Regions from separate parts of the Mus musculus genome. Here regions 2, 3, 4, 5 and 6 are each linked to region 1. Evidence: chromatin loops called from intact Hi-C (ENCODE). Cell type or tissue: left cerebral cortex. All regions are shown on one strand. Region 1 has its middle 14 kb from the start of Gm32729. Region 2 has its middle 99 kb from the start of Gm32969. Region 3 overlaps Diaph3 (diaphanous related formin 3). Region 4 overlaps Diaph3 (diaphanous related formin 3). Region 5 has its middle 240 kb from the start of Gm32729. Region 6 holds the start of 4930529K09Rik (RIKEN cDNA 4930529K09 gene).

Region 1 (5,000 bases):
GAGTCTGACTTCTTGAGTTCTTTGCATATATTAGATATTGTATATATTAGATGTGAGTTTTTACAGATCTTTTCCCAATCTGTTGGTTGCTGTTTTGTCCTATTACAGTGTCCTTTCTTTGCTTTACAGAAGCTTTGCAGTTTTTTTTTTGTTTTGTTTTGTTTTGTTTGGTTTGGTTTGGTTTTTTGTTTGATTGTTTGTTTTATTAATTAGATATTTTCTTCATTTAAATTTCCAATGCTACATAAGTCCCCCAAACCACCCCCTACTTCCCTCCCCCCCCACTCCCACTTCTTGGCCCTGGAGTTCCCCTGTACTGAGGCATATAAAGTTTGCAAGACCAATGGGCCTCTCTTTCCACTGATGGCCGATTAGGCCATCTTTTGATACATATGCAGCTAGAGTCAAGAGCTCCAGGGTACTGGTTAGTTCATAATGTTGTTCCAACTATAGGGTTGCAGACCCCTTTAGCTCCTTGGGTACTTTCTCTAGATCCTCCATTGGGGGCCCTGTGATCCATCTGTGAGCCTCCACCTATGTGTTTGCTAGGCCCCGGCATAGCCTCGCAAGAGACAGCTATATCAGGGTCCTTTCAGTAACATCTTGCTAGTGTGTGCAGTGCTGTCAGCGTTTGGGGGCTGATTATGGGATGGATCCCCGGATATGGCAGTCTCTAGATGGTCGATCCTTTCATCTCAGCTCCAATCTTTGTATCTGTAATTCCTTCCATGGGTGTTTTGTTCCCAATTCTAAAAAGGAGTAAAGTGTCCACACTTTCATCTCCGTTCTTCTTGAGTTTCATGTGTTTTGCAAATTGTATCTTGTATCTTGGGTATTCTAAGTTTCTGGGCTAATATCCAGTTATCAATGAGTACATATCATGTGAGTTCTTTTGTGATTGGGTTACCTCACTCAGGATGATGCCCTTCAGGCCCATCCATTTGCCTAGGAATTTCATAAATTCATTCTTTTTAATTGCTGAGTAGTACTCCATTGTGTAAATGTACCACATTTTCTGTATCCATTCCTCTGTTGAGGGGCATCTAGGTTCTTTCCAGCTTCTGGCTATTACAAATAAGGCTGCTATGAACATAGTTGAGCATGTGTCCTTCTTACGAGTGAGGTCCCATTTGTCAAGTCTTGATCTTAGAGCATAAGCCATTGGTGTTCTGTTTAGGAACATTTCCATCACTTTATTTACATTTTAAAAAGCTCTTTTGCAACACCTTTACTATGTGTAGTTTAAATAGTATACATTCAGTTATTGTAAGATCCACTGTATGATATAGGGGAGGATCCTAACATATGTGGGTGTAAATACACATTTTACAAAACACAGGAGAAATGAATTTGCTCATAATGGCCAGGTAAAGCTAAAATCAACAGTGGAAAAAAATAAAACATGCCCCATGAGATGAATTTATCAAAACCTGGAGGATGATGGAATCCTGAACAACAAGCAGCCTAGTTTTACAAAAGAGCAAGTCATCTCCGACACAATCAATAGCTCTTTTCAGCAGACTGACAAAATTAAAGGACAGAGGGAATCTGGAAATGCTGCCTATTTGCACTCTCACAATGTGTTTAACGCGCACCCAGCACATTTTCAATTCAACTGTAGATAAAACTGATTCAACCATGAATGCTTTCTAAAAGGATCTGACAAAAAAAAAAAAAGAAAAAAAAAGAAGGTAAAATGTCATCGATAATGACAATGCAGGCTGTTGTGGGATGCTGGAGTTAATAAAGATGATTCTCTGCAGATCCAAACTGATCAAACGGGGAAAGGATATCGGAATTGTATTCATGCTTGTTGAATAGCACATTTCATAGAGCACAATTAGGTAGATTCAAAAACCACAATGGATACAGAAAAGACAAGGATGTTAGGTGCGCCCTCTGTGATGACTCTTGAGATCTGGACAGAAAGAAAAAAAAATGCAGACTTTAGGAAAGTGAATCCCTCAGGACAGAGAACTGACTTGAGCTGTGTTCTTACTTGGCTTTCTTTAAGGGCGTTCATCCACAATTTGAAGTGTCAGGTTTTTTTTTTTACCCTGATCCTGACTTTAACACTTCATATGATGTGATAGGAACCCTCTCACATCCACTGAATGTCTTGGATCTTGAGTCAGAGCTTGACTGACAGGTCTATTGATGCTTTATCATCTCTGACACTCCTGATCTTAGATGCAAACATAACTTCAGCTTTGGTCTACAGGGTTTCCTTTGACCTACGCTGTGGTCAGAGATAGAGATCAAGATGAGTGAATCACTAAATGCAAAGAAATGACAGGAATAATATATCGTGTGTAGAACATTCAGGCAATGAGAGGAAGAAGTTGTGAAGGGGGATTGGAGAAACTTTGGAAGGGGTGATATTTAGTTTGGTCTCTAAAGGCAAGATAAGGAAGACTGTAGATGCAGATGTATCTCACATGGAGAGGCAGCAAGCAACCAAATCTCTCCTCACAGATATGAGAAAAATGACTTGTGCAGTCTAGCACAGAACACTGCTTGCAAGAATAGATGGAATAAATCCTATGTTAATATACAAACTCCATGCTGTACATTCTACAAAGGTAAGGATTGTTATCATGTGATGCTTGGTTTTAAATTGAAGTGAATAACAATACCTTCTAAAGTAAAAGCTAGACAAGCCTTTAACCCAATAATCATGCACAGTATCGTTAAATCTCTGGGCTTCACCCACTTCTCTAAAGACCTCTTACTCATGAGTCAGGTAGGGAGATGCCGCATCTGTGGAACAGAGCTAGCGTGAGTTTTGTTATGGGTACATGTACTTGCAGACACAGCATGACTCACATGTGTGGGATATGAAGCCTCCTACAGATCAGCATGGATTCACAGGCAGCAGCTGCTACTGTCCTCCTCTGCAGTTTGTTCCCTGAAAAGGGTGGCGTGTTCCCACCATCACAGAAGTTCGCAATCACCAAACTCCTTTGCTCTACATTGTGACCACGTAGTAAATCATCGTGTTTCCTAGTCTCGGCTTTCTATGTCTTTGCATCGTCGTGCCAACAAATCTATCCCTTCACTTGGACTTTATCCACGGTTCCTTACCTAGTGCCTTGTATCAGCCTTCCAGCTCTCTCGTCTCTGGTCCACCCTCTGTACTGAGGTGGGATAGAAAAAGGCTGCTTTGTCCTACTGTGCTTTGATTCAAAATTCATAAATAGCTCACAGTGCCAACATCAGTGACTCTCTTGCTTTATCGTTATGAAAGTCACACTTGATATTTGTCTGAAAGACGGGTTTCAGAAAATGCTTCTTCCCCTCTGATTCAGAGGCAGTACAATCCAGGAATCTTCTGTTTTTTAACAAATGAAAATTTGGCATTGATTTTATTATGGGGCTTTTAGAGGGCAGCCTTACAGCAGAGTTTGGCACTTCATACATTCATGACTAAGTTTTAAGTATCTGTCACCAAATGTCCTTTATCTGTCATATCATTATTCCAGTAAGCATGATTATCAAAATAGTGATTATAACATATAATTTGATGTACATTCAATGCATGGCTATCAATTTTTCTATTGATGTAAACATACTGGACTTTGTAAATAACATACCATATGAGATCATTTAATGATTCCCAAGGAGTTGATAACTGGTACAAATGTACCTATTAAAATAGCTCACAGATTTTTTTTTAAGTGTTAAATTCTTCATAGTCATATTTAAATGAAGCTTGATTCCTGGTCCTAGAATTTCACAGTTTACAGAAGTCTCCAAAAAGTAACTTTTTCTGCCAAGAAGGGAGGGTTTTTATCATCCTGACAAGATCTTAATCATGAGGCATAATTAATCATGTCTTTCCTGTGTACCTACTGGGGATAGGTTAGTGTCATTGGAAATTTTGAGGGTGTTTTTGTTTCCCTGAAATGGTGTCCATTCCATCACCATATAAAAGGAGACTGGTTGCCATGGAAATAGTGAAATGATTGGCTAACAGATACACATGATATGGCTGGAGAATACATGATAGTGTAGAACAGAGAGTGAATGGCACTGAGAGACTCAGCAAGCAAGTGTCATGGGAAGAATAAAGGTCATAGAAAGACCATGTTAGGCCATTAGGACTCAAAGCCAACTCTCCGCTCATCTGTTGGCATTGGAGAAGCCTGTGTACATGATGCTAAAGCAAAATAAATAGAAAGCTGTTGTTTTGTTTCTATATCCCAAATTATTACCTAATCAAAGCAAATTTAAACTTAGGAGCATTCCTTGTGACTAATTTTTAAATCAATAAATTAAAATCATATGTACTTACATATGCAAAATATTATTTTGATATATGTATATGAATGACTTAACTGAGTTAATTAAATTTCATTATATCACACTTACTTTTATATTGAGATATATAATTACTTTCTTAGAGATTTTTAAGATATAACATACTAACACGGCCTATTGCTATCATGCTGTTCAATTGACCTCTTAAGCTTATTTCTACCACACAACTGAAGTTTTGCACTTTTTAGCTGATACCTTCCTAACCAGCTCTACCCACTCCACCCTGACCATCCTACCACTCCATGGCAGACCCTGGTCATCACCTTTTTATTCTCAATTATGAGAACCAACATTTTTTTTAATTCCACCTACATATAAGATCATGTAGTGTTTCTGTCTTACACATTTCCTATTAATGCCCTCCAGGTCCATGTACATTGTGACAAGTATCATGCTTTCTTTTATTCAAGCAGAGAATTACTACACTGTGCATGTGCCAAAATCACATTTTCTATATTCACATATTCACTGACAGATGTCTAGTATTGTTTCATATCTTAGTTATATTAAATATGATACACAGGGCTTAAGAGGCACTTCAAAATGCTTTTTAAATTTCTGTTCTATGTATACCTAAGGGTGGGATATAGATCATATAGTAAATACTAGATTGATTTTTTTGAGGGAGTATTCACACTCTTTTCTGTAATAACTGTATTAGTTTACGTTGGTAATGATCA
Region 2 (5,000 bases), 470 kb after region 1:
GTATTTTCTTATTATAAGTGCTTTTTAAAATTGAATTCTGACATGGCTTAAGCCTTCCACCAGTGTTCCAACAGTCCTAGAAATGTCCTTGAGCAAGATCATGGTCTTGGAATTCAGTAAGATTGTAAAAGCTAAGTCACTCCCTTACACAGGAATTTACCATCACTAAGGAAGAAGGAAGTTTCAGACCAAAGGAGAAACCAGAATAGATACTATAGCAGAGTTACACCCATACACTCGTATTTATAATGGCCTAAGGGGAAGGTGGACTTTACAAGAGACTAAAATAGGAACTATGGCAAGGACGCGAAGCCCTTGACCCTGGCTTCTAAGATTAGTGAATCTTAGCTGGAGCCCTTGTTGATCCCAGCTGTTATCAATGAATTCTATCCCAGGTGGTTCCCGTTAGACCTTTTGTGTTTGCATTCCTCTGTTTTATGTAAGATTCCGGTTACCTCAATTGTACCTTGCGAATATGTCACCCAACTTCCTTATTGTCCTCTGCATAAAAAGTCTGAGGCTCGATTCAAAAATTACACTCAGATTCCACACGAACTCTCATGTGTGTGTCTGTTTGTTGCTCATCCATGCTTTGCCCACCTGCGTCGAGAGACCCCGTTCCACGCAGACACAGGGACCCAGAGGGTCTGCGGCATAAAGGCTTGTGTCTTTTACTTAGGAACTAAATGATCTTAAGTGGGGTAGAAACCCCCAAATATTTACCACAACACATATCTACTCCTGACTCCTCTACTTTCTTGAGACATCCCAAACACGTGCCTTCCCACCTCCATGTTCTCGCCTTTTAAATATTGGTTAGATTTATTTAATTTTAAGTATGAGCATATTTCGCTACATGCATGGCTTTGTGCCATGTCTGTGCAGTGTCCGTGGAGGGCGGAGGAGGGCATCAGTTTCCCGGAACTGGAGTGACAGACAGGCATGAGCTATTTGATTATGTGTGTTCTGGGAGCCAAACCCAGATCCTCTGCAAGAGCAGCAAGTTCTCTTATCTGTGGAGAGATCTCTCCAATGTTATCCTTTTCTTTTTTGACAATTAAGATATTTGGAAGTAGGAGCTAAAGGGAACTGCAACCCTATAGGTGGAACAACAATATGAACTAACCAGTACCCGGGAGCTCTTGTCTTTAGCTGCATATGTATCAAAAGATGACCTAGTCGGCCATCACTGCAAAGAGAGGCCCATTGGACTTGCAAACTTTATATGCCCCAGTACAGGGGAACGCCAGGGCCAAAAAGTGGGAGTGGGTGGGTAGGGGATTGGGGGGGTGGGTATGGGGGACCTTTAGGATAGCATTGAAAATGTAAACAAGGAAAATACCTAATTTAAAAAAAAAAGATATTTGGAAGTAAAATAAGGGAGCAGTAGAGGACGTCAAATGGGGATATAGGAAGCAGTAAGTCATTATTTCAGGCTATGCAGAAGCAAGTAGGGGCCACCACTGTAGAGATTTGGGTCTCCTCATCACTCCATGAATGCCCTGATTTCAATCTGGTGAGAACCATGTGGGGCTTTTAACCCAAGGAATCTAAAGGTAGTGAATTTGCATTATTTTATGTTCCAAGGCTTAAGACAATTGGTTGCAGCAGTTATGAAATTTCTATGGGGAGATTCAGAAGAAATGCTTCGAACAGGAGCATTTGTCCAAGGCTGTGAGCTAATTTTAAAGCTCTCAAGGAGAAGAGCTTTTCACATCACACCAACACCTAAAAGCTTCGAAGCTCCATTTGCCCTCCGGCATGCAGAGTTTGCTCCAGGACTCCTTGACCACAGGCAGTCAGAAGTTGTAGGTCAGCAGCGGGTCTAATACAGAGGGCATCCATGATGGGAAGTTAAGATGGAACTTATGGAAGAACTTTTCCAACTACTGCTTCAAAAGAAGAAATACACACTATGGGTGTTGTTAAGGATCTGACTAGGCAGGTTTAGAAAAAGGAAAAAAAAAAAAAAAGCACAGACAAAGTGTGTCCTGTTTCTCAAGTTTACCTTCATTGTTCAGAAGAATAGCAGGGATCTGGGAGACTGTCATCTTAAGGCACAATGCGCCAAGTTAAAGATGGAGTGGCAGTATTAATGGAATTGCCTTGCTTTAGTGGGTTTAAGGCAAATCCTTAACATTATTTTCCTGCCGTTTTCTAAATTAAATTTATAAGAAATATTATGTATCCCGCTGTGCAAAGTGAAAGCCACATTCTTGTAAAGGGCTTATAATCATATTAAAAAGCTGGAGGGTGAAGTTTGTTCATGCCATCAAAGTCACAAAGTAAAAAATAGAGTCTTATATTGTGCATTTTATAATGGTAATACCTTTTGGGATATATAACACCACAAAGTGCTTTTCTGATATTGTTTCGTTAATCCTCGGAACATCCCTGATGGGGAGGTATATTTTTATCTCCACTTTGCATATGGGAAAACTGAGGCACAGCTAGTGTCAGCCATTTGCCATGGCCTGCCAGTGGGCTGGAAGCACAGCTTGGGCTGCCTGGAGACCATTCTAAACTCTCATCAGACGGCACTCATCTCTCTAATCTACCTTTCTGCAGGTACCGAAATAGCTCCAGGAGGACTTCAGCATCTCTCAAATTTTATCTTCAAGTTCCTCAAGAAGAAAAAGTACTATAAATAGATTTTCTGTTAATTCCACTACATGTGCTTAAAATACTTATGAGCAGTCCGTGGGCTGGGGAGGAGTGCTGATGTGCTGGGCTCTGAGGGGAGAGATTTTTCGAAGTGAGGGGACATGTGGTTGTTCTGGGAAAGCCATGAAACTGTTAGGAGAGCTGTAGTAGGTCTGCAACCCAGTAAGCTGGAAGCTTCCCACTGAAGCCTGCCTGCTAACAATCAGACATTTGTTCTCAGACCAGGAAGTACCCTGTCTGTCCTTCCAGATGTTCCTTTTCTGGGCACTGAGGAAGACTATTCTGGAACCTTACTATGCAGATTTTACCCTTTTCATATACGTTTTAACTAAAAAGGTATGCACCAGGCTTTAGCATCTTCATGGAAACCCTTCAGAACTAAATATTATATTTAGCACCCCATATGTCAAGGAGAAGTAGGAGGACCAAATGTTCTCTGCATGTTCTTAGGTTTTGTGTTTCTGAGTGACACAAAACACCCAGACTTGAGCACTGTGCAAGATCAGCCGTGACATTGGTTGTATAGAGAGCACCTGCGCTATGTAAGCATGAGTCAAACATCCATTTTTTTCTCATGGTTTTAGCCATGAAATTGAAAGAATCTAGTGGGGAAACCCCCACTCAATTCTCGATTCTGCATGCACCCAAGAATCACGAACAGACGACCATCTTGATGTAAAAGCATGAGGTAGTTTAATGACGGAGCTCCGGGCCTACACATATCTCCCGCAGGAGACAGAGGTGTAGACCACATGGTGGAGCCATAATGGCAGAGCTCCGGTTCGAAACGTATCTCACACAGGAGACAGTGGTTTCGACCCCGACGCTTGGAAGCTAGGGGTTTTTATAGAAAAGGGGTGGGGCTGGGGGAGGAATTGGCGCGGTTTTACATGATTGGTCCATTTAAACATCAACAGACTGTCAGAACGGCGGGAGATAGGGAGGCACTAGGCCAGTCAGGACATGTAACGACGGGCCTGCCCGGGCATATCCTGGCCTGTTCTGCTATGTTCTCAGCCCCAGGTTTCAAAGCTCACAAAGAACTCTTTGGGCTATTTGACATAAATTACATGAATCACATGTCTCAAGTTTTATTTCCTTTCAAAATCATCTTGCCCTTTTGTATACACAAGGAAATGTCATTTGCTCACACAATCATGAACTTAGCATGGCTAGAATTCAGTTCTGTACTTGGGGTTCAAAGCTGTTAGCTACCACACTACACCCTTATAATATTCTGAGGTATGTGAGCCATCTTATCTTGTGACATACCAAGTCTGTCGATAAGAAATGACTCTCTTGGCATACTGTTGATCATTATTGCTTGTTGGAAGATTTCTTGCCTATTGTCAAGCTTCAGTAAAAGGATTAAAGGCTTTGCTTTTAGTTCTCTCTAGGACTCTTTATTTAAAACAAAGGACTGGGGAGGCGGCTCAGAGGGCAAATAACTTGCCAGCCATACAGACTTGAGAGCCTGAGTGTGGATCCCCTAGCTCATATGAAACTCTGTAAAATCAACATTCCTATTTTGGTATGGGAGTTAGAAATGGAGAGTCTGAGAAAGTCCAGAGCCAGCTAGCCTGGTTTATTCAACTGAAAACAAAAGACACTTTTTCAAACAAAGTGCAAAGCAAGGATGGATACACAAGGGTATCCTCTGACCTCCACGTATGAGCTGTGGCACATGCATGCCTGCACACACACACACACACACACACACACACACACATACATGAACAGGCATGCACATAACATATACACATACAAACATACATGTATACATGCACAGAGGCATTTTATGCAAACCTTTAACACTGTGCATGCACTCCAAAGACTTGTCTGGGCCAATTTATTATTATTATTATTATTATTATTATTATTATTATTATTATTGCTTTTCCCTTGTTTTCAGTCATGTCATTAATGCCTTGGAGCTGTTCCATTGTTGGCTGCTCTGTGTATACCATGCCATCAGCTGACTACAAAGAAACGAATCTTAAAGAAAAGTTTCTACTGGGGGAATGAGAGAGACAATTTAGAGAGTGGCTTATTTCCCTCCTGGACAGCATAGATGATTTTTTTATGGTGTTGCATTCTGCAGAGAACATCAGAGTCAATGTCTTTCAAGTCTTTTCCACTCCTGGATGGAGGTTTCCCCAGACCCAGTAGCAAGTCCAAGTGTGGGCCCCCGTCCCTCTCCTTTGCTCTACATCATTCTGCTATCTGCCAGGGGGTTCAGGCTGTCAATGCCTGCTACTCTCTGCCAAGCTTCTTCTGGACACGTGAATGGTTGAGAATGAAAGAAGCCAGATCTCCCAGAGAATCAATACTAAAGA
Region 3 (5,000 bases), 610 kb after region 1:
CACTAAAAAGTTGACAGGTCTATTTAAAATTCTGTTACAGATTTAATCTTTCTGGTCATTTCTTAACCATTTACTAAGAATATTCTGACCACTCAGATACTCTCTGGATTTTCTTCCTTCGTTAACTATTTTACCTCCCTTACAAGTGTGATACACACACCTTCTTAGTCACACCTTAATACTCACAGAAAGGAACTCGAAAGCACTCCCCAGTGCTTCAGATGAAGTCTGTCAGGTAGTTTTTCTGTTAAATCCAGCCAACTTTGATAACAACCTCAGCATGAGGCAATGGGAGTCACAAAGTATGAACATGGATGACAGACATAAGCAGAGTCCAAGAACAGAGACTTGCCAGAACAGAAACCAAATGAGTAAGAGCAGACGCTTTTAAGACAGAGTCACAGACAGGATAGAAGGCATTCATATGGGATCTTTTAAAAAACTCAACTCCTTGGCAAATGTTAGAGATGAAGATAAGTCACTCCCATTTAGCAACTGTAGCATCGTCCACTGTAAACAGTCTATGCGACGCATCTGTATTTACAGTTTCTCCAAAGTTGAATTCTTTGCAACTGCACTGACAAACAAGGCAAGGAAAGATGAACACAGGTCTCAATACTTCACATGTATCCTGATGATTAGTGGATCTGCAACTTTAAAGTAGTTACCATGAAATGGCATTGCTCTGAAATACCGCCGTAGCCAACTCTGATCAGAAGTGTGCAAATGTAACTTCAAACAATACAACTATAACAAAACATTCACTTGCGACCTAATTAGAAAAACAGAAGAAATAACTTCAAGGAAATAAGGCAGTATGGAAAACAGAGCCCGTCATCTCAGAGCAAAGACAAACATCTATGCATTTTTTTACTCTTGGAGTTATACTGAGAACTTCAATAGCAGTGTAGTAAAAATCACAGACCAACAGGATAAAAGCAGGTAAGAATAGCATGCAATTTATGAATAAAGTTTATTACCATGGTTACAAACTTTGAGAACAGGCCTCTGAGACATCGGGCTGAGACTCTGCCGAATATCTGTTAAAAAGAGAGAGAGAAACTTAGTATCTGTATGTTTGACTTAAGAAGTAAAAGAATATCCTGTGATTTTCCCAAGCTTAGGTCTTTTCAGTGATGGTGCAATGCTTGACCGCCCTGAAACACTCGGAACAGTGATGCTTGGACTTTTACCCCACATTTAACTGTGGGACGCTAACCTCCACTGGGGCAAGGTGCATATGGGTCTCTTGATGAGACTCATCACACCGGTCAGGATTGTCTAGCTTCAATGCACATCGATTTGTTAATGCACTACTGACACCAGCCAACTGGAATGCATCTCTCTCTGACACCTGTCTCTGCAAGGGATTAAGCAAATTTAGGAAAGTTAGAAACAATTTCTGCCCACAGCACTGTTCTTGTGACAAATGACTTTAAAAGAATTAAGGGGAGAAACCGCTCTTCCCTAGAAAGTAACATGAGATAAGAAAAGAATTCACCTTTCAGCTTTGGTGTCCTTTTTCTTCTGTCGCGGAAGGCAGCCCCTGACTGCAAGGCCTCCAGCAGACTATCCATCACTCCTGTCTCATCTCCCTCTGTGAAAAGAGATGCAGGGAATTCCATCAACCCTCGGGGTTACCAGAGCAATGTCAAAGCACACATGCAAATGCGGGCGATGGTGGTGGCAGAGAGCAGAAGGACAGAACATCAGAACTAGACCAGGAATTTCCAAACAACAAAAAAAATTCCAGCTCTGTCCTAAATCAGCCATTTTTTAATTAGAGCCATCTCAACAGTGTGTCTGTGTCCTGCCCACTAAAGAGGACAGGGCTTCTCAGACGCAGTGTGGAGCATTGCTTATATAGACCAATGGCACGGTGAGTTTAGATGGAATGTACTTCAGTGTCTGCAGTCATCATAAATCATATTTTTTTCTCCTAGAAATGAGTTATTTTTTAAAGCATAAAACTAGTTTCTAAAAGCGACCAGGTGTATGGTACAGTGCCTATTATACAGAAGCTGGGCCTGCCAAAACTTACCATAGAAAAGAAAACTTACCATTTTCATGCAGGACTCTATGAATGAATATATTTCTAATTACACACACTCACACACACCCCTGATATATAATTCTGCTGATAGATAAAATATGTATATTGCCCTCTGACAAGCTTTCATATGATTCATGAAAGTTATCTTTTACAAGTAAGATGGTAAACTCAGAGATGATTTTAAGAATTTAAAGGATAGCATTCCTTAAGCTAGTTCTTTCCTAAGAACTTTGTTCACTGTTTTTATTTCCCCCTTTTGGAGCCACACTCTCTTTATAGACAACTCTTGACATGTGACCATGGCAGAGTACAAAACCCCACTCCTTACAGTTTATAAACAGATGCAGACATAGAACTATGCGTCAGCTGCTTTGCCATCTGCTCCTGCCGCACAGTTTTAGATGAGAGCTAAACCTTGGAGGTGTGATCAAAAATGGTGGGTGAGAATCCAAGTATTTAGAGGTTGTCAATTTACACATACATTTAATTCTGAAGCATTTCAATGTTTACTGTAAAGTACACTAAATATTTTAGACAATTTAATAAGTAACTACTTACCTAATCTTTAAAAATTTACACTCAAATTCAAGTATATTTTTGCTATACATAAGTTCATGTAATATTAAATATTTAAGGTAGTTATCAGTGAAAGTAAACATTTAAATAAATGAAAGAATTTGCTTTTTTTTTAAATTTAGTATTATGTTTGATTGCAAATAAAAAGCAGGAAAAAAATAGAGAATTTGTTTAGAGAAAAAGAGAACATAAAAGTGTTGGTGTTGCTCCTGGATTGTAAACCAGTTATAACTGAGTATGGCTGCTTCTAGATGATTATACTGTATGGGCGCTAAGTTACTGCTGGGTGTTGACTCTATTACGGCTGCAGTCTCCCTTTTTCATGCCTTTGAACATGCAGCTCTCTATAATGAGGGTCTTTTACACTGTCTTCCCCAAGCGAGCTCCTACCACTACTTCAAGACAGAAACTGAGACCATGTGAGACCATGCCTTGCCCCATATGTGCTAACTTAGTGTGCACACATGATAACACGTCCTTTGGAAAGTTTTGCTGTTTCCTAGACTGTACTATTTAGGAGACAAGTATGTCCTGGAAGACAGGGATCGCTGAGGAAGAGCTTATTCCGTTCATCACACACATACACACACACACACACACACACACACACACACACACACACACACACACACACACACAAACACACACACACCCCATGGCAGGGTTTACTCTGTGTAGCCCTGGCTGTCCTGGAACTCACAGAGGTCTACCTGTTATGCTTTCTGAGTCCTGGGATTAAAGGCATGTACCACTACTGCCTGGTTCTATTTAATTTTTATAGGTAGCAAAATTCAATTATTTTCATAGACACAAGTTGTCTCTTCCATTATATTTGCCTATGTTCTTGGTTAGGGACATAATCATGCCTCATATCATTGCTAAAAACCTCTGATTTGAACTTTAAATAGACTTGTGGGCATGTCAACTCTATTCATGCTGAACAGAACTAATATATAAGATGACAAGCTATAAGGAGGATGTTCTTCCCATGCTAGGTGTGTTTTAGATACTTATCCAACACATGTTTACCTGCCATATGGTATTGTGCACTGGAGCAATACTACACACGTATGATACCTAGGTTGTACAAATTAACGAGAACTCCCTCCAGTTCTCAGAAGCAGACTGGGGTAGATGTGAAAGGGTGGACACCATCAGAAGAAGAGAGGTCTTGGAAGAAGAAGTAGAGATGGAGGCAAATGTGCAAAATTAAAAGATGTATAAAGCTGTTTAAATCTTTATACATACATCTTTCTACTTATACACCTAAGAAATAAGGTCAATTTACATAAAAATATAGCCTCATTTCTTCTGTGAAATAAATAGACCACCTGAAATAGTGTCCCGGCAGAACTGAATAACACATTGCCTCCTATAATTTGTAAATGGAACTTTGAAAAGTGCAGTGTTGAGGAAAGGCCAGTCTGGGAGGAGACTTCCAAAGTAGAGTCAATGAGGTGAGGATGGGAAGGAGGGGCAGCAGCTGAGGAACAGCTGAGGTCTTGGTGCGCATGGATGGAGGAAGATGAAGTATGGGAGAATTCTGAGATGGGGGGCAGTGATGGTTAGGTGCTATGGTAGTGGGAGATGACCACAGTGACCAGCAGGTGATGTCAGGGTATGACAAAGGCACACTATTTTGAAAGACATTCTCTTATTACAAGTAAGAGTAAGATGGCACCCCAAGGACTTGTGAAAGTCCTCAACATAAAGCATGGGCCCACACGCCATTTTCTTCAGCCAAGACAGAACATTAAAATTGATGCAATCAAGAAAGAGTGCATTCTACAAGCTTCCTGAAGTCTGAAAACTAGCAATCAAACCCAAACAACTTACAAAGGAAATACCCGAGGATGGGGTAGACTTCTCGATAGCAAACTGAATGTCAAAAGACAGGAGGTAAGTGATTTCTAGCTTCTGAAGAGAATTATTTCCAGGTAAGCAGTGGTTCAGTTGCCAGTAAGGTAGGGACAGAAAATAGCCATGCTCAGGCAATTCAGTCACCAAGACATGATTTCCTAGAGACAGGAAATGTGTGAGGGTTTGGATCTAAAATGTCTTCAGAATCCACATGCTAATGGCTTAGTTGGCATAGCTCTTGTGAAGAGAAAGCTGAACCCTCAGCAATGGACCAGTCCACTGATGAGATATTTGATGAACTATTGAGAGGTGACAAATGCTTAGGAGATGGCACATTATTCCTTTCAGGGTGCCTCTCCCTGGTATCCAGGCTTTTGGTGACCATGAGATGAGCATTGCATTTCTGTCCTCACCTGGAACATGGCCTTTACCATGGCCCAGACACAATGAGACCAGCTGATAATGGACTAAAATCTCTAAAATTGAGTGCCCAAAGAAATGATCCCCCTGT
Region 4 (5,000 bases), 590 kb after region 1:
TCTCTAACTCTTTTGCCTGCTACCAGGACCCTTTCCTACTGGATTGCCTTACCCAGCCTTGATGTGAGGATTTGCACCTGGTCTTAATGCATCTTGCAGTGCCATGTTTGGTTAATGTCCGTGGGGGTAGAGACGGGGCTGAGAGTGGATCTGGGGAAGGGTGGAGGAAGGGGAAGCTGCAGTCAAATGTATTGAAAAGAAAAATCCAGGGGCTTGTCCTTCACTAGACATTCCCTAAGAACGGTACCTTGTTTTAACTATTCTACCAGATAGAAACTAAGGGCAACCTGTTGCACAGTTCTGCATTGTAGGCCCTGGCTCACAGTTATTAGCAGTGCTTATAGTGCTATCCCCAGAATAAGGTGGCTAGGAGTTCTACGTCTCTCAGAGTGACTCCCTTATGACATTTGAGTGTTAGGTACTCTATGACCAAATATGCTTCATCAGACAAAGTTTCAGGTGTTTTTCCTCTCTGGATATAAGAGCAAGGGTGGGCTGGCATAGCTAGTCTGTGCTGTGAGTCCGTTCTGCCAGGAATCATCTGGTGTACTGTTAAGTTTTGTCTCGCACGCACACACTCTCTGTGCCTGGGGTGCGTGGGTGTTCTAGGCTTCATTTGTTCCTGGAGCTGAGCACTTGTAGCTGGCGCACCTGACGCCATCTCTCTCCATTGACTGAGGCATGAAGAATCTTCCTCACATTCTGAAGTTGTTATCATCTGTCATGCTGAAGAGTCAGTGTTTGGAAAGTGCAGACTAATTTTAAAGTAAATGATTTAATAAAATAAGCCTTTATCATATAGGGATTAGGAATATCTAAAATATATACACATATATTTTACAAAGAAGTAGTATTATTTTAAAATATTCTTGTCTCACTTAAACTCTAGAAGTGGAGAATACACAAGTCTTAGAAGTTGCAGCAAGTCTGTTTCAAACATTAGGCTTTCCTCCCTGCGCTCTATCTTATCTTTAGCTATTATTGGGTAATCGGCATACCAATTTTGCCCGAAACTAAACAAACATTAAGCTGATAGTAGGAATCGGCTTGATGTAACAGTTCCACAATATTAGTTCTATTCAATTTTAATAGGATGTACCACCAGGCTGTTCAATTAGAAAGTAGATAGGCTACATTTTGCCTCAAAAACTACCTCAAAATTTATTACTGTGTTTATATAGTTCTGGTGGAGTAAAATTTAAAAATCCCACGAACTAACCATTTTATGGGTCAATACAACTTTAAAGGGAAGATATAATAGCATAATCATAACTCACATTTTTTCCTTAAAATTATGATGATTATTCTTCCTCAAGTGCCTGTAGCAATTAGGTTTCATGAGGAATTACTACTTGCCAGGTTTAAGCACATTTTCTCAAATTGAGCTAGCTTGAAAGACCAAGCAATTGGTAGACATCACTATATCTTTTATTTTCCAAAAGGAGTGAGCTCACATTTCTGCTGATTTTCAGTTTCAGCTCATTTCTGGCAGTTAAATAATAAGTCTCTAAAAATAAGGGCTTATGAAGAGAGGGGGAGTTACCAACACAGGCCGAATCCAATACCTAAGTGAATGGCAATTGGTTGGTTGTGACAAAATGAATATTTTTACCCTAGGACACAGTAATACAGTTTCAGATGGAAATAAGCATAACCATCGATCTATCTCCTATAGCCTCCGGGCATTCTGATATTGAATGGAGGCCTGGATGAACAGGTGTTATGATTTGCCCAGCACCTACCTCTGAGGGGCTGGTGTCAAATTAATCTTCATGTCATCAGTGCCTTCGCAACAGGTCTTAAGCAGTCTTCTCTCCCTCTAAGTCCCAGCTCAACAGTTGTCAGGGTCTGAGTCAAGCTGTGCTTCTGCCCACACAGTGGCACTCTCAGCACTGTAGGCTGCTCGCATGATTTTTTAAGCAGAGCAGCCGGTTGCCTTCAGCAGCAATGCTTTTGGGGGCACTCCGTGCTGTTCACCCAGTGTCTCTGGCTGCTCTACAACTGTGCTAGTTAAGGGATCGACAGAAGGAACAACAAATGGCTACAATTAGCATTCGCCCTGCTCCCGCAAAAGAATTTCATTGCTATGGCAACAGGAGTTACCCAGACAACACAGGGCTTTGGCTTAGAACAGTGTAGTGCATTGTACCATGTACAGAACAAAATAGCCATAGATCAGGCGCTTTCTTCATGGCACAGAGATCTCTGCCATCATATTTAAGTATAATTTACAATAACTGACTTCTGAGTTTGCAGAGCTCATCAAGGTACTGGCAGTTACGAAATGTCATTGATTTATCGTTTTGAAATTTCAAAAACAATTAAAGAATGATTGTTAGATCTTGTTCATATTGTCTTCAATTTTAAACAGCACCCAAGGCAACCAAGTCTGTGTTTGCTGTCTCACTGCTGCTTACAAATGCCCTTTTCCTTCTGCCAGCTCGATGATATAAATGTATGTAACCTATGACTAATTAATACGCATTTCCCCACATCTGGATATTCAGCCAGGTTCCAAAAGCCTGTAGTTGCAGTAGGAAGGAACAGTGTATCCAAGCAACCTATGGTGAGAGCTGCAAGGCTGGGGGTCTTCGAAATCACTTAACATCAAACAGGAGAATAGCTATCACACTCTTTTTGAAGGAGACTTTCAAAGCAACAAAGTGAGAAGTCCTTGAAACCCGTCTAGTGCTAATAGTGTAAGTAAGATGGAAAAAGTCATGTAGATGGCTTAAGAATGACTTACCCTGGCCATTGTTCCACGCCTCCGCAGCCCAGCTATCTAGCTGTATGGGCCTGTGCTTCTCACAGGTATCAGAAGCATTCTTAAGGAAGTAAAGGCGAGGATGTGTCTCATAAGAAAAGCACAACAAGGCTACTTGGCATAGTTTTAGCACATGCCAGTTATCTTTCTGAAATCTGTAAAACTCAGGTATTTCCAGAAGACCGTCTTTTTCTCAGTGTCCCTGTCAGCAGGAGAATCAATAGTATCATTAGGAAGAGCTCACATAGACTGAGTGCAAGTGCGTCAGTGTGGCGTGGTGTAGTTCTCACAAGTCCTATAAAAAGCAGGTAGAACTGATGCCCACTGATGGTTGCTTTCATCTGCGGAAACTGACGTGCAGACAGAGTCAGGATCTGTGATTACCAAACAGCAAAGCTGTGATTCAAAGGCAAGTCAGCTCTGTAAGGTTCGGCTTCTTTGAACACACATTAAGTCATGTTGTAATTTTAACGCTTCAATCTCTTTTTCACAACTTCAGTACAAACTTTATAATGGGAAAAAAATCTAAGTGGGAAAAAGCAAGGTATCCGAGAAGCATACTGATGCTAATTTGATCGTTCAAATGCCTTGGGTGTTTATCTAGGGATGCAGGTGATTAGGGCTGAAAAGGGAAAAACTGAATCTACTGAGCACATTGGTTTTGATGGGGTCCAGGATGCCTGGAAACAGACTGGCAGGCAGAAGTCTGCATTTATTAAGCATGCGTTCAGCACTTGCTCTCATGAATTCAAGAATATTTTAAAAAGCGATCATTTCACTAGTGGTAAGCAGCTGCAAATGGAAGGCACAGATATTTGAGTGTCTGGCACAAACGAGTCGGAGTTTAAAGCGCTATCTAGATAGATCAGATCACAGTGTGTTACTTCAGCTACATGTGTGTTGAAGACAAAAGTAAAAATAACTTTAGGGTTAAATCCATTCTTAAAAGATAGATAAAAAAGACCCATTAATATGCTTCATATTACTCTCAGTGCAATCTACAGGTGACGTGCAAACACTTGATTTTCCTAGTAAGTCCAGGGTGTATAATTTCCATTCTTCGAAAGCACTGGATATTATGTACACAGTTCTAATATACAAAATCAAAGTTTTTTTTTCCCATAAATTACACTATTTGGTGCAAAATGGAAAACAAAGTTTCTTATAATTGCAAAAATGCTACGTTAATACAAGAGCAAAATCTCACTAGTTTTCATTATAATGTTATTTGGGATCTGAAGTTACAGTATATGGAAATGTTTTTATTCCTTTGAGCAGCAGTAGTGCTGAGACTGAGACAGGGAAAGAGTAAACCGTGAGCAAGGCACAGCATATCCCTTCACAGCACACTGCCCGAGGCCCAGTGCTTCCAAATACCTACATTTTTATTTTGACCATAATGAACCTTGTCAATTGTAATGAAATAAACACAGTGAAGCTGCGGCAGGGAAACAAACTCCAGGAGAGTGGGCCTGCCATCCAATTTGGTATGAGCACACTTCTCCTGTGCTTATGGACATTTCGGGATAATAGAAGCAGAATTATGAAAGTGTCCTGAAAAATATAGAGTGCTATGAAAATGGATTTTAACCAAAAACCTTGTCAGCTCTTATGGACTCAAACACATCACTCTTGGCATTTACTTATTTTAAATGAATCAAAGGAGAAAGAAAGATAAAGTCCACAAATTGAACACATTTCTTCTAACTGACCTCTTCCTATCTAGTTCTACTTCCAAAGGCCTCTATAAGAAAACTGCCTAGTCTTTCTCTTCAGCCATCTTCACAGCTTTTCGCTATTTCACTGATTCAAGTGCATGCTAAGCTCAAGTGCAGCCTCCTGACTGACTGCTCCGATTTCCCTGACAAAGCAAGGAAGGGAGCGCAGGCGCCATCTTCTCGCTCTTCTCTTGTCTTTGGAGATTCTTAGAGTGTATCACCCCAGAAAAAGGAGTCCTGTGATCATACTCAGAGGTCGGTGGTTTATTGAAATGATTTAGAGTATGAAAGTTAATATCACAGATTTGAGTTCAATTCCTGGCTCTGCTGTTTGACACTTTTGTGATCTTAAATGAGTTACTTTGCCTTTCTTAGCCTTGGCTTGAACAAGGTAAATGCAGCACCCAGCAGCGTTGGGTGTGCTCAGCTGTTGTTCTCCTTGAAAATCCTCTGAAGCCGGCTCTGCTCTCTGCGGTGATGTTGGGGCGAGTCATGCCTATTGTACTACTCATCAAATT
Region 5 (5,000 bases), 220 kb before region 1:
TCATCACTGAATGAAAAGGGATGGAGAGCAAGATCGTGAAATGTAACTCTTACCTGTGAGATGTAGTAAGGATTAGGCACTATGAGTTTTCTGGATAAAGAATCCAGATATATACTAACAATCACTGTCTCATCAACATGCACTTGGGCTCTTAGTTGTAAGACTATACACTTTAAGTCCTATCTTCCAAATATTTTGCTTCTTTCATGACAGACAACTACTTCACCATCAAGAACTAATACTAATTCCCAAATCAAAAGTCAAAGACAGCCTGGGGATATGGCTCTGTTGGTAAAGTGTGTGCTACTCACTCATGAAGATCTACCTCTGTTCAATCCCTTAGGGCACACATAAAAAAGCCAGAAAAAGTTGTGTCCCACTTTAATCCAAGCTTTGAGGGAGTAGGCATGAGAGGATACTTGCACCTTGCTGAGCATCCAGTCTTTGAAATCAGAGAACGGTAGGCTCAGAAAGAGAGACTCTGCTTTAACAAAAATCAACTGAAGAGCAATTCAGAAAAGTACCCATTATTGACCTCTTGCCTTCACACATTATACACAGAGTAGACACTTGGTTGTGCATGTGAACACACACAGACACACACACACACACACGCATGCACGTGCTTGCTGCATGTACCACAAAGAATGAAAAGTAGGAAATATTGTATTGACCTTGACAGAAAAGGTGTATATAGGCAGTGACACAGCCAGTGCTCAATGAAGGAGCAAATTGCCTAATTGAAGAAAACCATTTGCTACTGTAGAGGAGACCGTCAGATCCACTGTATGGCTCTTCAGGATCCTCTTTTCTGTTTCAAATCAGTTTTCAAAGGAATTATTATGAGTCTGTAATGCCACACAAAGTGAACGTGGCCTGTAGGCCTCCCCTTCCTCATATGTTGTTGGCCAGCAGCCTATGAGAGTTAGGAGGAATGCAGAGTTTGGACAACCATGAGTATGACAGAATCACTTCAGGAATCAGCTTCAGTCAAGCAGCTCAGCTCTATTCAGGGTGAACAGGGGCTGTAGAGAACTTGGGGAGTAGGTTGGGATTTCCAGAGCACATTATTAGCTAGGGCAAAGGTGCTGGAAATGCTTAGATTTATATCAAGAGGAATTCCAGGCGCTTGCAGGACAGGTTCTTATCAGGAGAAAGAAAGTTGAATTGATAACCTGGACATAGGCAACTTTCCTCACAGGATTTTGGGATTATGGGTGGGAAGGACAGATTGGTCACAAAACTACCTAATTATCATACAGTAGGAAAGAACTGAGCAGGACTCATGTGCTGAATCATACAGTTCTTGTAGGAAGCTTTGTACAGGGTCAGCCTCTATATAAGGTCAGATATCTGTGCTTATAGACACTTTCCAGAAAAGATCAAGCAAAGGAAAGGAAGCTCTGCTGATAAAAGGAGTCCTCCCTTTTGTACCATGCTCAAAGAACTATCTGGACACGGTAGACTGCAAACTTAATATAATTGTGTTTGAAGGTTACAACAAAATTTCCTACTAAAACTCCAGCAAATCTTTGTTGTATAGTATTTTATTCAGTATTGATAATTTCTTTCAAACTAAACTTCATCCCTTATATTTCTGTTAAATTTCTCCAAAGTAAATAATAATTACAAAGAAAACTCCTTTTGATAGTCACATATTATTCTTTCTTCTTTTATTCATCAATATATTACTTGTTCATATTTAACTAGTAAACCAGTAGGTGAAAAGATAAAATCAAGTTAAGGAAATGTCTGAGAGATAGGAGAATAAAGATATTTCCTTAAACATGAATTGTTTTCATATAACACTTTATAGCAGTCCTGGTAAATTACCCACTATCTACATAATGACCAAAATGACTGCATAATAACTTTATACGACAATATAACATATGAAACATATGCAAATAAAATCATATACATACTACTGAAGTATTTGAAATCTCATTATCATACAATGTAAACACCCAAGAACTAATATTACTAATAAGATATTACAATATTCAAATATCTAACACACAAACTATGTTTCAATATTTAGATGATGTAACATTGGCACATTGGGAAGTCAGGCTTATCAATAAAGTTATCTTGGATGGGGTGGAATTTGAAACCCTGTTTTTAAGAAAATGTCACAAGATTGACGAAGATGGGCAAGAGCTTCCAGATGAAGAGAACAGCATGTGCAAAGAAGTCACTATCACAGAAGTTTAGAGGCAGAAGCAGATTGATCTAGCATTGCTCCGAGTCCATTGAACATTTCTGAATAAGATTTTTTTTTCAGTGCGCTAAATGCAACCAGATTGAATATTTTGAGTCCCATCCCATTGAATAACTTTGAAATAAGAATTTGCTTTTTTAATGAGACATTTGCATTTAATCTCAAATTTGAAATGCAACCTCTTCCACTTGGTTATTTCCATGGGAATACTTGCTTTCAGGGCATTATGCTTATCCTGTAGTAAAAACACGGGTTCTCCAAAATATATTTCCAGTGTAAAAGATGAGTGAAGTATTTATTTATAGAGAAAGCTGGAAAATACAGTACCAACAATAGCAAACTAAGGGTTGTATAATAAAATGTTCAGAAATGTTATCACTGAACCACTTACAGCAGTTCCAGTAGGCTATTTTTAAAAAGAAAAGACAGAAACTAAATTTTTAGAAAAAGTGATTCATAAGACTGAAGCTATTGATAGAAGAAAGCTGAAGTCCTGAGGAACAGATGAGTCACAGGAAAATTCAGGAGGAGCACGTCAAAGAATGTTTTAAAAATTCATCATTTGGTGAACTGTAATCCATTCTAGCTAGAACAAGCAAAGTGAATAGAAGAAGGGAGATATTTGCATAAAATTTAACTTAAGCGAACAGGAATCCTCAGTAAATTTAAGAAAACTGCAGACTTTCTCTCTTTTAAATAAAAGCTTTTCTTGAGATAAAATTTACATATAAGGGAACTTGACTTCTTAAATTACTTAATTCAGTAGTTTTCGCATATTCATGGAATTATACAACCATGCCTTCTACCTAATTTTGCTGCATTTTATCATCTCCTCCAAAAAAGGCCATGTCCATTAACAGTCACTCCCAATTTTCTGCCAATTCCCAATGTCCCAAGCATGTAGGCTTTGTAGAGTTTCATGTTCTGAAAATATTAATTACAATCAGAAAGCATATCCTGCAAATAGCTTAGGTTTTGCTTAACATGTCTTCATGATTGTTAAGGTGGTAGCCGGTGTTAGGACTAATTCCTTGTTTGTTAATTCTCATAACATCTCACTGTATAACTACACAGCATGTTGTTTACCTACTTATCAGGTATATTTATTGAGTACCTCTGGTCCTTTGACTGAGAAAAGAATATTGTTAACACTTGTATGTTTGACTTTGTCTGGAAATTTTCCCATTTCTCTTGGGTATGCATCTCAGTGTAGAATTACTCTGCCTCTTCTTATAAGAAAATAACCCTCTACCACACTCACATATTTTAATTAAGACTAAAAACCAAATGAAAAACAAGTCTAGACATAGTCAGTAAAAGGTACTCTCAGTTTTCTGCCTCTATAATGTTGTTCAAATGAAATTGATGTTTTGAATTGCAGTGCTCAAGTAGTGTATGAGCTTAAAATTGTCAGGAAGATATTTGATTATTTGTTTATAACAATAAACAAACTAAAGCAGAAAATTAACAACGTTTTAAAACAGTTTTCATCAACAAGTTTGATGCAAAAAAAGTAATTTAAATAAACCCAATTAAAAATATACTTCATGAATTTGAGGTCCATCTGGAATAAAAAGTGAAACCCTATTTCAAAAACAGCAACAGCAAAGTATAGATATATGTATGTTATGCAGAAACAGTAGAAGTGTAATCAGAGCTTAGTGTACTTTTCTTTAAAATGGTGACAATATTTTAACGGAAAATAAATTATTCAATGTCAAAATTATTGACTGGCATTTCCACACGTTAGTTTTGACGTTAACTGTCTCATGCTATGACCTAAACTGTTGTTTGTCCGATTGCATCAGTACCTCACTCTGAGTAGATACAATTCAGCTAAGCAAAAAAATATATAAGGAAAAATGTATTTCACGTTGTTCTGAGCACATTTTGTCAAAATATAGCGTTTGGAGTGATTTACCGTGTCAAAAGTGAGACAACCACCTACTTGGTTTGTGTGCTCCCTATGTAAGACTGGCCTGCTCAGTGCTGTTCAGCAGGACTTGACTATAGTGTTGGAATGCCTCACTGATTAAAACTGTAAATTACTCTGGAATACATTTAGGAGGGATTGCACATTTAACTTCTTAACTCTTTGCTTCTTCTTATTCTGTTTTATTTTCCTGGATTTTTGCAAACTCCCTCAGGGAACACCCATGTGTAGAAGGTGGGATGAGGGTGGAGACTGCAAGGGTTACCACAAGAGCCTCAAATATGTGAGCCAGAACTTCCACAATGTGACTGTTAGATTACCAAGTTAATGGTGTCTCCCTTGTGTACACTTGACCTGCTGTATTCTTTTCATTGGTGATTCTCAACTTTGTTTTCCTGTTAAAATAACCAAAATATCTAGAAATGTGAGAATTTGGGGACTGTCTGGAAGATTCTGATTTCACTGATGGGAAGTGTGACCTAGGCATCAAGAAACTCAAAAGCACCTGCATGATGCTAATCATCCTACAGCAGAAAACTGAACTTGACAAGAGCCAGGAATACTGTCAGTCCAAGAGAACTATAATTTTCTATTGATTCGCTCATCTTCGTTCATCACATCTGCTAAAGATATTGATACCTGATTCTAACCTGATATTCAGGCCATGCCGGTTCTCTTTGTTCTGACGGAAAAAGAAAAATCAGAAAATTTGCCTTCTGACTAGCAAGCAAGAATTTCCACAGTACTTACATCTGCTACCTGCTTTTCTGCCTTCAGGAAGTGATTGAAAAATGTCCCCCTCCTCTACATATAGGCCATCCTTGTCATGCACTCTCACTGCATCTG
Region 6 (5,000 bases), 89 kb after region 1:
TTATAGTGGGCCAGCTACCTTGCTGTTGCCAGGTAACTGTGCGGAGGTGCATACCTGGCTATAGTCAGGTAACTGTGGGGACGGAATCTAGCCAGAATGTCAGAAGCTTGGGACATTGTCTGTGTAACTTATAGTCGCAGAATTATGGTGATGCGGGCTTTGTGGTGTCTCTGGGAATGTGGCTCACTGTTCCATCCCTTGTAGAGTTTCCTACTGGGTCTCCACTGGGTCACCCACTGGAGCAAGCCTCATTCAACCAGAACAGGCTGCCTTTCATGGCCCCACAGATCTGCCATAAGCACAACATTTAACGTGAAGAGAAAAAGGTAAGAAGATGAGAAAGGGAGGCTCTGAACTGATTTGGAAAATGACTCCTTTCTGAAGAGATCATAAGTACTGTATGAAGGGAGGTAGGAGAAAGAAGAGGGAGGCTTCAGGGCAAAGGGAAGAAAACTTGCATCCTCTAAAAAAACAACATGAACTGGGACACAGACAAAGTATAATTGTCTGAAGGAAAGATGATGAGAGGTGGTTGGAATGGGATTACACAGGGTCCCTGCAAGTCATGGAAAATAATGCGGATTTTACATAATTGCTATGGGAACCACTGTAGGATTTCAGGCAGGAGACTGGTATGATTTGATTTACATATGTAAAAGGTCATTCTCTCTTCTGTGTAGAGGGAAACTCGGGGGGGGGGGGGGGATCAGAGGGAGACTGGAGTACAACCACAACAGCCCAGGTAAGAGATGCTACTGTCTGGGATTCTGCTTGAAGCAATGGAAAGCCTTAGAAATGGATGAATTCAAGATGTAGATTAGAAGGTGAGCCACATCACCATTAGAGAATGCGATGATTCATGTAATTCACAAGTAAATTTTCCAAATACCTAACAGTTAACGTCAAACACAAAAATTTATTTTTTTGAAAAAGAAAACAAAATATGTTTTCATGGGAAATCATTCAAAATTGAACAAAACATTTCTTGAATTTTTTTTTATCCTTCTTTAGAAGATTTCTACCAAACTCACAAGTTATTTTGACTCTAAATCCTTCTCTCCATTTCTGTCTGCCATCTGACACATTTCTCTGTCAATTTCTTGAGTTCCTCAAATTCAATTACTTTCACTCCATATGTTAAAGATCTGGTTGTTTTGAGGCAAGTCTTAATTAGGATGAAAAGATTATTTTTCACTTAATCTAATCCACACGTTGGCTACACCATTTAGATGGGCGCCGCACCTGGCTGACTCGGGGCAGCATCTGCTGGCCCAGACTGCTGCTCAGCCTGCGCGCACTAAGGCCTCCGTCTAACCAGAATTATCTTTGCTTTGAGTCAAGAATCAGATTTAACTGATATAACCCACTAAGGTTAAAATCAGCATGATCCGTACTTACTAATGCCACATATGCAGACATTTGCAAGAACGTGTCTTTCCATTTAGTTCCAATATCTGTTTATGCTTATTTTCCAGTGTTCTAGATGAGTTCGTGGAAATGCTAGATTACAAAAGCTTAACAGGTGATGTTCTTTTCTTCTCTTCTCTCTCTCAAATAATGAATGGGAACCTAAATTAGAAACCAAATTCTCATTTGCTGAAGGATTGGAGACGGAGCTGATGAACTGGATTTTTGAGCAATGGCTTTCTGCGGTTAGGACTACATGACTGAGTTTAGCTGACCTAACAATAAGGTTACCAGCTTCAATGAAATAGAAGGTAAACGCAGATCATTGAGGGATGGAGACTGTGTAAAGGAGGAAGAGGCACAGGTAGCAAAGAACATGTAAGCATTCAGAAAAGGAGACTGTGAAGACACCTAGAAAAATCTACACAGCTGAAAAGGGAAAGTCAAGCTAAAGGAAGATGGCATTTTAAGAAAAGATGTATATGGACATGTCTGCATCCTCATGAAGACGGTGGGGCTAAAGGGAGCCATTCAGAAAGCAACATCAGGAAGTGCAGTGTCCTTGAGAGTGAGGCAATGGGGCTGAGAGCATCAGGAGAGAGATTGGCCTCCATAGTAACAGGTGGGAACATAACAGTGACAAAGGCGAGTGAACCGGGTTTTCTAGATTTAGTTGTGGGCAGATGGAGTTTTCATTCTGTGTTTTCTATTTTCTGAATGAAACATGAAGTGAGGTATTCAGTTAAGAATGAGAGGGTGGGAGGTGTAAAACTTGCAAGTTTGAAATTGAAGTCGTGCTGGGTGGGGAGGCACGGTTTGGTTACTGAGGAGACAATTTCTGAGCAATGCCAAAGACCCCTTGAGGGGTGTGAGGATCTAAAGTGAGAGAGCTGGCTCTGTGCTGGAGCATGCTCAGGCAGTGCTTTAGTACTCAGGGATAAAACTCGGTGGACTCATTGTAGGAGAGGTGGCTCATTGTAGGAGAGGTGGCTCATTGTAGGAGAGGTGGCTCATTGTAGGTCCTGATGGAGGAGTGGATGGGGTTAAGGAGCTGAGGGTATTAGCAAGAGCATTGTTTTGTCCATTTAGTCAACAATGATCGCCAAACCTATCAAAAGCAAGTACAAAATATGGTAATGTAGGGCTAGGTTCTATGTTGAGTTTCCCCCAAAACTTGGCATAGGTTTGGTGTTTTCCTTTAATCTATCCTTCCATTTTCTCTCAATTCTTCTCATAAATAATTAATAGGTTTCAAAATAGTGATATATATTTAGAACTTGCCGTGTATCAAGTACATTTGTTTTTTTGTTTTTTTAATGTATCATAGCATCACTGCTTACAGCACGACTCAAGGAAAGCACCTTTATCAGCCCTGGTATACACGACATTATACACGACATGTATGCATTATACATGACAAAGGCATGAGCAAAGGTGTGGGACAACTCACAGGAACAACCACAGTACGTTCAGAGCACTGTGACTGTGCCTACAGATTCAAAGTCGTCATCAGGTAGTGAAAATGCTCAATGGCTTTTACTACAAGATTCAAAAGCTCCCATTTAAGACATATAAGTCACCACTCTTATCAGCAGACTCTTCTGCAAGGGATAAGAGCTTTAAGCTGTTGTAAAACTGAATAAAATTAATATCCCAAATGATGTGTGTTTACAAATGAAACAAGCATGCCTATGCAAGCTGTGATTGTCTTACATAACAAAAGGAGTCTCTGTTCTTAAACTCTCAGTGGTTTATATGGAATAAAGGAATTACTATTTTATTTCATTTATTTAATTAATTAATTTATGTATTTAATATTGGCTATGGAAAAGAAACACTTCTAAAACTGAACTTTGAAAATAAGCAATCTCTCTCTCTCTCTCTCTGTGTGTGTGTGTGTGTGTGTCTGTCTGTCTGTCTGTCTGTCATCTGTCTGTCTGTCTGTCTCTGTCTGTCTGTCTGTCTGTCTCTGTCTCTCTTTCTGGTCTTTCTTTTTTTTTTGCTTCCTTCCTTCTTACCTTTCTTCCAATTAAACTGAGATAATTCCTCAGCTTTAGAAACTACTCAACATCTAAAAAAAATGCTGTTATGAAGACAATTTTTCCTCTCATACAACAAACAAAACTTAAAATGTATCCTCTTTTCCAAAACTGAAAGAAACAATCACAAAATCAGATGGCAAGAACTTGGGCTTTTAAGAGAGGATGAAACTCATCATTAAAAAAGTGGAGAGTGTTCTCTTAGTTCCTCCCTTGGGGTGGGGGAACACAGAATTCCTGCTACATCATGCAGACATCTCCTTTGATTACTAATACTTCTCAAGACCCCACTCTTTGAAGATGCTCACCCTCACTATCTCTAAAGACACTCCAAGGTCAGAAACGCATCACGTTTTCTTCACAGCTTTGGTCATGCATGACGTGGCAGCCAGGTTTAGTAATAGACAGCTTCTGTTGAGGATTGAGCACATCTTCAGACAGAGTGCTTACTCTCGGCTGCATAGGAGCCTGTTTGAGTTTATTTAAGCGCTCATTTTGAAGTTCATTTAGATTCATGGAAGATGTGTGAAAATAATATAAGAGTTCTCATTTATTCCTCGCTTGCTTCCTAGGAAAGCTCTCTTTTATCTGACCAAATTACGGAGATGAGACTCGGGAAAAACCACACTGCTACAATAATCTGAACTGCACTGCTCATCCTAACACCATGTACCTAGGCTCCTCACTACTGTTATTTGCACAGTGGAGTGTGTCATTTAACTGATGTTTGTCTTAGTTTCCTCTAATCTGGGATAATCTCATGGCCTTTCTTTGTCTTTCATATCGTTTGCCCCTTCAAAGAAGGCTGGTGGGGTTTGATGCTGTTGTTGTTTGTCTGTTGGGTTTTCTGTTTGTTTGTTTGTTAGAATTCTTTCAGCATGCATTTTTAACGTTGCCTGCTAAGAAAGAAGTTGTACATTTCTGTAACAGCACTGCAGAGGAGGAGCCTCAGTGGCTCTGCTGGGTTGAGTGGGTAGCTTACACACAATAGCACGGAAGTGGCTTGTTTCTATATCATTATCTCAGGGGTTGATGATGCCCATGCCTTATTCACAAATGACATCCAAGGCACATGCTTTGTTACGGTCACTTCGACAAGGTCTCTCTAAGAAAGTTACTAGCTCCCCTTAGCTAATATGTAGTTCAGGGGTATGACTGAAAAAGTACACAAATTTCTTCTCAAACTTCTACCCACTAATTTTATCTTGTAACAAAGATCCTGTCCAAAACAATATTGACTGTGGTTTCTATTTCCCTGTTTTCTTCCACCTGATGAGATTTTCTTTTAAATGCTGATACCTTGTTCCTACCACTAATTAAATGAGAATTTACTGAGTATTCTATCCCTTGTCTTCCAATAAGGCTGGAAAGGGGATACTGTTGTTAGCATTTGATTATGAAGAGACTTGTTCTTAGATTGCCATAATAGCTTTTATTCTTGAGCTGCAGAATTGCAAAGGCAATAAAGAAGCTCCGAGCTCCGAATCATTACCCCTTCCTCCCTCCTTACATTTACCTCACTCTTACTGCTGTTAACCATTGCCCACATTTAAA

Evidence for each region. Peaks named below come from ENCODE experiments on the same cell type or tissue, not always from the same donor. Only the 100,000 strongest peaks of a DNase experiment are listed, where the experiment ranks them.
Region 2: it touches region 1 in a loop (20-fold over the local background); 2 of 42 quality-filtered maps call a loop at or near these places.
Region 3: it touches region 1 in a loop (2.8-fold over the local background); 2 of 42 quality-filtered maps call a loop at or near these places.
Region 4: it touches region 1 in a loop (8-fold over the local background); 2 of 42 quality-filtered maps call a loop at or near these places.
Region 5: it touches region 1 in a loop (10-fold over the local background); 4 of 42 quality-filtered maps call a loop at or near these places.
Region 6: it touches region 1 in a loop (10-fold over the local background); 2 of 42 quality-filtered maps call a loop at or near these places.

The regions. Positions count from the first base shown.
Region 1 is chr14:86,156,447-86,161,446 of GRCm38, forward strand. No RefSeq gene overlaps it. Among named protein-coding and RNA genes, the nearest start is that of Gm32729, 14 kb to the right of the region's middle. In left cerebral cortex, no CTCF peak of the experiment used is centred here; a DNase peak (open chromatin) is centred at 2,868; H3K27ac peaks cover 1,292 bases.
Region 2 is chr14:86,622,216-86,627,215 of GRCm38, forward strand. No RefSeq gene overlaps it. Among named protein-coding and RNA genes, the nearest start is that of Gm32969, 99 kb to the left of the region's middle. In left cerebral cortex, no CTCF peak of the experiment used is centred here; DNase peaks (open chromatin) are centred at 2,825 and 3,031; H3K27ac peaks cover 1,072 bases.
Region 3 is chr14:86,771,106-86,776,105 of GRCm38, forward strand. It overlaps Diaph3 (diaphanous related formin 3), which reads right to left. Exons shown (of 28, transcript NM_019670.2): 26 at 1,502-1,597; 27 at 981-1,040. Among named protein-coding and RNA genes, the nearest start is that of Gm33025, 21 kb to the right of the region's middle. In left cerebral cortex, no CTCF peak of the experiment used is centred here; a DNase peak (open chromatin) is centred at 2,420.
Region 4 is chr14:86,747,076-86,752,075 of GRCm38, forward strand. The region is part of intron 27 of Diaph3 (diaphanous related formin 3); the gene reads right to left. Among named protein-coding and RNA genes, the nearest start is that of Gm33025, 45 kb to the right of the region's middle. In left cerebral cortex, a CTCF peak has its summit at 1,878; DNase peaks (open chromatin) are centred at 583, 1,990, 2,653, 3,126 and 2 more places; H3K4me3 peaks cover 715 bases; H3K27ac peaks cover 1,851 bases.
Region 5 is chr14:85,932,564-85,937,563 of GRCm38, forward strand. No RefSeq gene overlaps it. Among named protein-coding and RNA genes, the nearest start is that of Gm32729, 240 kb to the right of the region's middle. In left cerebral cortex, no CTCF peak of the experiment used is centred here; DNase peaks (open chromatin) are centred at 2,724 and 3,112; H3K27ac peaks cover 1,243 bases.
Region 6 is chr14:86,245,768-86,250,767 of GRCm38, forward strand. It overlaps 4930529K09Rik (RIKEN cDNA 4930529K09 gene), which reads left to right and starts at 203. Exons shown (of 4, transcript NR_040457.1): 1 at 203-326. In left cerebral cortex, no CTCF peak of the experiment used is centred here; DNase peaks (open chromatin) are centred at 2,105 and 3,893.